2 separate regions of the Mus musculus genome follow, and region 2 is linked to region 1. A link is a contact called in ENCODE Hi-C data. All regions are on one chromosome and are shown on one strand. Each heading gives the region's core, a stretch centred on a gene start or an enhancer-like site at or near the end of the contact. The rest is flanking DNA. Distances are from core to core; before and after follow the strand shown.

Evidence for each region. A loop is a pair of places that touch in the nucleus more often than their neighbours do.
Region 2: a map of heart shows a loop between it and region 1 (2.4-fold over the local background). The contact joins the promoter of Dppa1 here to the enhancer-like site in region 1. A Hi-C loop is called at or near these places in 3 of 37 maps with a recorded cell type or tissue (heart, left cerebral cortex and v-Abl transformed pro-B cells).

Annotation. Positions count from the first base shown.
Region 1 is chr11:46,281,954-46,285,535 of GRCm38, reverse strand. It overlaps Cyfip2 (cytoplasmic FMR1 interacting protein 2), which reads left to right. Exons shown (of 31, transcript NM_133769.3): 5 at 1,278-1,379. Among named protein-coding and RNA genes, the nearest start is that of Cyfip2, 29 kb to the left of the region's middle. Within about 2 kb of position 1,559, at least 1 of the 3 ENCODE cell types and tissues checked has a DNase peak (open chromatin) inside an H3K27ac peak, as active enhancers do; it is left cerebral cortex, where a contact is called at or near this core.
Region 2 is chr11:46,627,695-46,631,276 of GRCm38, reverse strand. It overlaps Dppa1 (developmental pluripotency associated 1), which reads left to right and starts at 2,003. Exons shown (of 6, transcript NM_001163358.1): 1 at 2,003-2,052.

The DNA of each region.
Region 1 (3,582 bases), core at 310-2,809:
CCTCATATTTAGGGGCAACTATTATTAAATTTTTTGTACTTTTCACATTTTCTGAGCCTGGTTTTGTTTTTCTTAAACAGTTGATTGTCTTAATTTTTATTTATTTATTTATTTATTTATTTATTCTCTCTCACGGGAAGGTATATATGTATCGTGGCATGCATGCGTCAGTCAGAGGATAATCTAAAGAAACTGGTTTTCCCCCATTCAGACAGTCAGGCTTGAAAGCAAGTGCCTTTTCCCACAGAACTGTCATCTGGGCAGCCTTGGAATTTTGTTTTTCTGGAGAAAGAGACCAAACTGGAGCTATGGCTCAGTGGTAAAGCATAGAGGATGAGTGTTAAACATACTCAAGGTCTTGGTGCCCGGGGGCCTGGATTCCTTCCCAGCAGTATTAGATAGATAGATAGATAGATGGATAGATGGATAGATGGATAGATAGATAGGTAAAATTAAATATAATATGTGTCAAATTATACTTAACTGTTCTGTGGCCTTTTTGCCTCTTAGGTGTGGTGATACCTTTTCATAGTCACTACAGAGATCCACCTTAGCCCTTCTAATGTTTGTAATGGTATATGTGTACGAATATATATGGTTGTATCACTTTGTCCATTGAATGACCCACTGGCAGTTATCTAGCCATTGATAATCATAAAACATTATCCTTGTCCAGTGTATGTGGTACTCACGTGTAATCTCAGCACCTAGAAGGAGGAGGCAGGAGGAACTTTAGTTTCAAGCCAGCATGGGCTACATAATGATTCACTAAAGAAAAAAAATGCATTGGCTCACTCTCACACCCAGCCAGCCTATTAGCAGGCGTGGCACATGTGTGTTCACAGAACATATGGCATGTGATACTAAGGTACATGCTGACTAAAAGCACCAGACAGAGGAAATGGGTCCCTGGATGACTCAGCTTAGGTTACCCATCATTAACTTGGATATGGCTGGGGAGACTGGTTCATGGTCGTGTGCATCGGGATAAGAGGAGAGCACATGCATGGACATACGAATGTAGCCAACTGTAAAGGCGGGCACAGGCCGGCAGAGAAAGGAGCAGGGCCCCATGTTGGGATCAGCTGGCCCCTTTACCACAGCCAGTCTCCAGGGAGCACTTGTGGGGCCTGTCAGTCTTCTACAGCTCCCTCTTGCTACAGTGACCCTAACCATTTTCACCCACGACACGATGCCACATGTGCTCCACTGGTGAGCCATGCTCCTGAGGTGGCAGCTGGGAGCCCAGATGATGAAGCCGCCTTTCGATTTCACAGGTGAAGTGCAATGAGCAGCCCAATCGGGTCGAGATCTACGAGAAGACGGTGGAGGTGCTGGAGCCAGAGGTCACCAAGCTCATGAAGTTCATGTACTTTCAGGTGAGTGGGGTGTGGGCGGGTCCACAGCAGAAGGCTCAGGTGAGTGGTGTGTGGGCGGGTCCACAGCAGAAGGCTCACGAAGTCCCCCACCCTTCCACATCTAGACTTTGGTGCCATGTCATTTTGTTTCTGTCCAGCTAGTATTTTTGAGAGCCACCTACACCCCTGTGGGTGAGCCAAGCCAACAGGTGTCCCTGCCTCCACAGAGGATGTGTCCTAGTGAGTTTGTGTATGCTTGGAGTGCAGAGTGACGAAAATACACACTAGTTTTTAGGACAAGGTAAAGGCCTGAGTAAAATACAATTTACAACAGTTGTAGGTTGCAGAGTATTTACGAGTAGTTGCCGCTTTAGGGACAATGGCATGGAGCTACGAACTGGGTGACAAGAGGTCCTGCAAAGCCCCAAGGCCTGGAGGGATCAGTGTGTTCAAGAAATGAAGGACAGTGAGCTATAAAACAGTGAAAGCAAGGAAGAGGCCCAAGGGGAGGCTTGGGGTGGGAGGACGGGGACCCATGAGATGGGCACTGTGAGCCTGGAGCTTTGGATTGGGTGATGTGGGTTGACCTGAGCTTTTAGGAAATCTGGCCACTAGGTAGGAAATGCTTGGGAGATGGAGGTGGGAAGAGGCTGGGATGGAGGAGTGCAGAGGAGCAGGAGACCAGTCGGGAGCTCTGGAAGAGTCATTTTTAGAGGAGGAAGAACAGGGAGAGGGCCAAGGGCCTTCACAGTGAGGGAGATAACGTATAAGGACAGAAGGCGTGGGCAGCCAGTCACTTCCTGGGGACTCACTGGCAACTGTGAGGGTGGTAGAGAACACCTCAAAGCTGGTCTGTACCCCACACACAGCATATACAACCCACACCCTTACATATGTCCCATGCATAGAGCATTGACACTGGCCAGGCTCTACTGTGTCTAGGCCAGAGCTAGGACTATACTGGGGAAGTGCCTCAGCCTGGGTCAGGAGCAATGCTAGGTCAAAACCCAGCACTGCTGTTTCCTAACTGTGTGTGACTCATTTTATACACATGTGTACACACACATACACGTGCACATTCACACATACACGGATACAGGCACCCGCACACACCAGTACAGGGAAATGAAGCCTGCCTCTCAGGGTGGTGGAAAAGATAAACTCGGTCTCTCTATAGGAGCACGGGAGGGCCCTATGACAGCTTAAAGTGTTTCACAGCTGTTGTTACTGTCATAGATGGCCTGACTTCCCAGAGCCTAAAGTCTCTTTTGGGAAGCAGATCCAAGAGAGATAAATGAAGAGCTTCCCCTAAAGAGGTGCACATGGAAGAAAGGAAGGCTGGGATGATTCACTGCCATGTGCCTCGCACTGTGGCCACTGGCTAAGCATAGAAACAGTAGCAGTTAACAGTGAAACTCCCCAGCAACATGAGGCTCACTCTAAGCACTCAGCAGCCACCGCGGCCATCCACATTAGTTACTCTAATGCCAAATAAAGCATCACCAGGAATCTCAAGGAAGGGCAGGCGTACTAGGCTCACAGTTTAAAGGTACAGTCCATCCCAGCGGTATAAGCGTGTTGGCAGGAGCATGAGGAGTGGTCAGGTTGTGCCCAGGTCAGGAAGTAGGGGGAGGTGGAAGCTGGTCTCAGCTCACTTTCTCCTGTTGACTCAGTCTGGGCTCCAAGGACATGGGGTCATGCCATACCACATATACATTCAGGGGAAGCCTTCCCCGTTCAGTTAGACCTTTCCAGAAACATACTTCCTGGACACACCCAGGGTATGTTTCCATCAAGTTGAAAGTTGAGAGTAATCATTACACCATTGTGAGCATTGTTGGTGGCGAACAATTCCATCATGGCAGAAAGCCTAACTGGACTGGCTGTGGCCTGCTGGTCCTTGATGAGACGAGCTGGCAGTTGGGCAAGGTAGGCCTTGGAGTGGAAGGGAGCTCACATCTGCACACAGATCCTCTTTTCCACACGCTTCCCTCCCTGTGTTCATTCCTCTTCCAACTCCTCCTCCTCCTCTTCCTTCTTCTCCTCCTCCTCTTCCTTCTTCTCCTCTTCCTCTTTCTCTTCTTCTTCCTCCCCCTCTATTGTTCGATATCCCTCCATTACTACTTTTGCTTCTTCTTGCTTTTGAACTACTCTCCTCCCCCATGCCCAACACACACACACACACACACACACACACACACACACACGTGACAGATTTTTTTTG
Region 2 (3,582 bases), core at 754-3,253, 350 kb before region 1:
ACAACAGTGGCCATTAAGAACAAGATGGTATATAGCAGCCTACCCCCTGGAAACACTGCCTAACCACAGGATCACCCTGACTCTGAGCAACAGGACATCTGAGATGAAGAATGGTTGATTTCTGGGTTAAGTCTCCTAGAAAGACCTCCAAGATCCATGCCACTCCACATTGATGTTCATTACCTCTGGAAACCATGAAGTCCACAATCTTTGCTGCCTGTGCTGCTATGTGCAGGGAAACATCTTGCAGTGGGATAGATGACCTGCAGACTGATAACTGAGAATGAGAGACAGGGGCCATTTCTATAACAACCTCCCCCAACCCCAACAATATACAGGCTAGATATAAAGCTACTAAAAAGAGGTCTTAAGAGTTTGTGTAGCCTCCTGAGTGATTACTTGTAAGATAAGGGTTATTTTGAAATAAGCTATCCAAGACAGGAAGTAGACTAGGGATGTTGATATAGACCGAGGCTAAAATTGCACCTTGAGACTGGAAGATCTGAGGGAGCTTTTCAATTCATGAGAGAGAAGTGTTCTAAGAAAGGAACCAGCCATGGGATAAGTATCTGGACCAGGAGAATATGGGAAATCTTAGAAGCAGACAGGAAGCCCGTGTGGCTGAAATAGTGAAAACAAGTACAGTGTGTGTGTGTGTGTGTGTGTGTGTGTGTGTGTGTGTACAAATTTATAATCCCAGCTGTGTCTGTAGCTGTTTTAGAGCACTTGCCTGGTATACATGAAGCCTTAGATCCTTATGCAGAAACCCAGGAAACAGAACACACCTGTGATCCCAATAGGAGTGCAGGAAGAGAGATCAGAAGTTCATGATCGTCTTTGATACAAAGGAATGATAGACCAACCTGCATTACATCATGAGACACCCTCTCCTAACAAAACAAAAATCACAGCACATAGCACCAAAATGAAAAGTAAAATGATTATCCTAAGTCCATTCAGTAAAGCCTACTATTATTAAATCTCCCCAAGCCATCATGTCTCTCCTGGCAAATGGGTGTGAGGGCAGCTTCCAGTCACTCAGAAGGTGATCATCCAGGCGTTTTACCTGAAACAGGTTTATGACATTGTCCTCAGCATCTTTAAGAAGACTATATGTGGTTGGTTGGTTGGTTGGTTGGTTGGTTGATTTACTTATTTGGTTTGTAGGAGTAAAGACACTGTCAAATTTCACAACTGTTCTGGAAATGCTTTCTTGAACAACATTTTACCCTCTAGTTGAAAGATGGGAAAGTAGTCATATCCAGTTTCCTATTTTATACAACTCCCACACTTCGGGAGCCTCCTTGGACAATTTATTAACAACTGAATGCTGAACCCAGGTATGGAGAAGCTTGGCTTCAGCCCTTGAAAGATCTCCTCTCACCAAGCAGCTTTGGCCAGCCTAGAACTCTCTGCATAGCCATGCCGCCATACAATGCAGATCCACCTTCTCTTGCCTCCCCATTACTGGCACTAAAGGAGTGCACCACCATAGCTTGCACTCCCTAAACTTTGGAAACAGAGTCTATGAGCTAGATTTATTTTTTTCAACTCCCCCATTCTTATGGGCTCCTAGTAAACATTGGTTAGAACGATGTTAGTTAATGCCTTCCAGGAAGTATAACAAGAGACAGATGTCCCTTCTGCCCTTATTCCAGGAATTCCTGGTCTCTCCAGTTCATTCTGCTTTCTGGAATGCAGTTTATTTTCCTATAAATCTAGAGGGCTGGTCCAGGTGTTGAAGTCCCCCAGGCTTACAGTCACATCTAAAGTAAGGATCTTTGGTGCAGATGGAAAACAGCCCAGGGCACACTAGTGATGCTCTCACAGGCGCTCCTGTAATGTTTATTCCAGTGAGCAGATGCTATCTAGTGGGTGGGTTGGAGAACTGGAGACTCAGTTTTTACAAAGAACAGGTGAGAGTGTGGCCAGGAGATAAGGATGAAATTACAAGAGAGACTTGTCTTCATCCATAAATAGCTCTGAAGAGTTCATGGGCAGCAGATGACCAGAAGGAGAGACTAGCAAGAAGTCACTTTCCCCTAAGTACAGGTAAGTGGGGATGTCTACTGCCTTATGCTGAAGAGAAAGAGTCAGGATAGTGTTCCTTGGAGTGTCTGTACCATGTGGAATTACGTGAGAAGTGATGTGGGGTTGAACGTGGGACATTAAACAGTGGTGCTTGAGCCCTGAAACATTAGAGTAACTTAACCATCCAGTAGGGTTCTGTGGATTCTTGCAAAGTGAATCTATGTTTGAATAGAATAATGGGTTTTCATAGACGACTATGTGATGATATTTTGCCAGTGCAAGTACATGGACAGCTTTTAGAACTGGGATTTTTTTTTTTTTCTATGACTAGGAAGTCGTTTAGCTGATTAACTATCAAGGAAAATTTTTTTTGTTGTTGTTTTGTTTTGTTTTTCGAGACAGGCTTTCTCTGTGCAGCCCTGGCTGTCCTGGAACTCACTTTGTAGAGCAGGCTGGCCTCGAACTCGGAAATCCACCTGCCTCTGTCTCCCAAGTGCTATGATTAAAGTCGTGCGCCACCTCGCCGGACTGATTTTTTTTTTTTTTTTTTTTTTTTTGTGGATCTGACTAAACGTATGAAGCTCAGGATGAAGTGACTTCACCCACTGTCTTAGTCAGGGTTTCTATTCCTGCACAAACATCACAACCAAGAAGCAAGTTGGGGAGGAAAGGGATTTTTTGGCTTACACTTCCATACTGCTGTTTATCACCAAGGAAGTCAGGACTGGAACTCAAGTAGGTCAGGGAGCAGGAGCTGATACAGAGGCTATGGAGGGATGTTCTTTACTGGCTTGCTTCCCCTGGCTTGCTCAGCCTGCTCTCTTATAGAACCAAGACTGCCAGCCCAGAAATGGTCCCACCCACAAGGGGCCTTTCCCCCTTGATCACTAATTGAGAAAATGCCTTACAGTTGTATCTCATGGAGGCATGTCCTCAACTGAAGCTCCTTTCTCTGTGATAACTCCAGCTGTGTCAAGTTGACACAAAACTAGCCAGTACACCCACTGAGCCATCTTTCTGGTCCTTGATTAGCATCTTCCTTCATTGAGGAAGCCATCCACCCACAGCTTCTGCAGACACCCCTGAACCCCACTCATGTCTAAGCTGACACCCTTTACTTCCATTCCTCAGCAAAAATCCTCTTCCTTTCTGTCAAAAGAAAAAAAATCATCCAAGAGTTGAGGCAGAGGGATGGAGAAATCAATACCTTGTTTCAATAATCTTCAAATCATGCAAATACACACATTGTTTATACTTTCTGTTTATTCTTCGAGCTGAGACTTATTTTGTACCCCAGACTGGCCTGGATCACATTGGAATCTCCTTCTCTTAGTCTACTGACTGCTAATATGGTCCACACACATCACTCTGTCTTATATTTTCATTTGATTTTGACATGTCTTCAGGTGTCTCAGTCTGACCTCCACATTACAAGTGACTAAAGATTACGTTGATCCTCTGACCCTCCACTACCAAAGTTCTTGAATTTCATACAGGCAGACACCACTGTTCCTGGTTGTTCTGATGTGGAAGACTGAACTAGAAATTCAT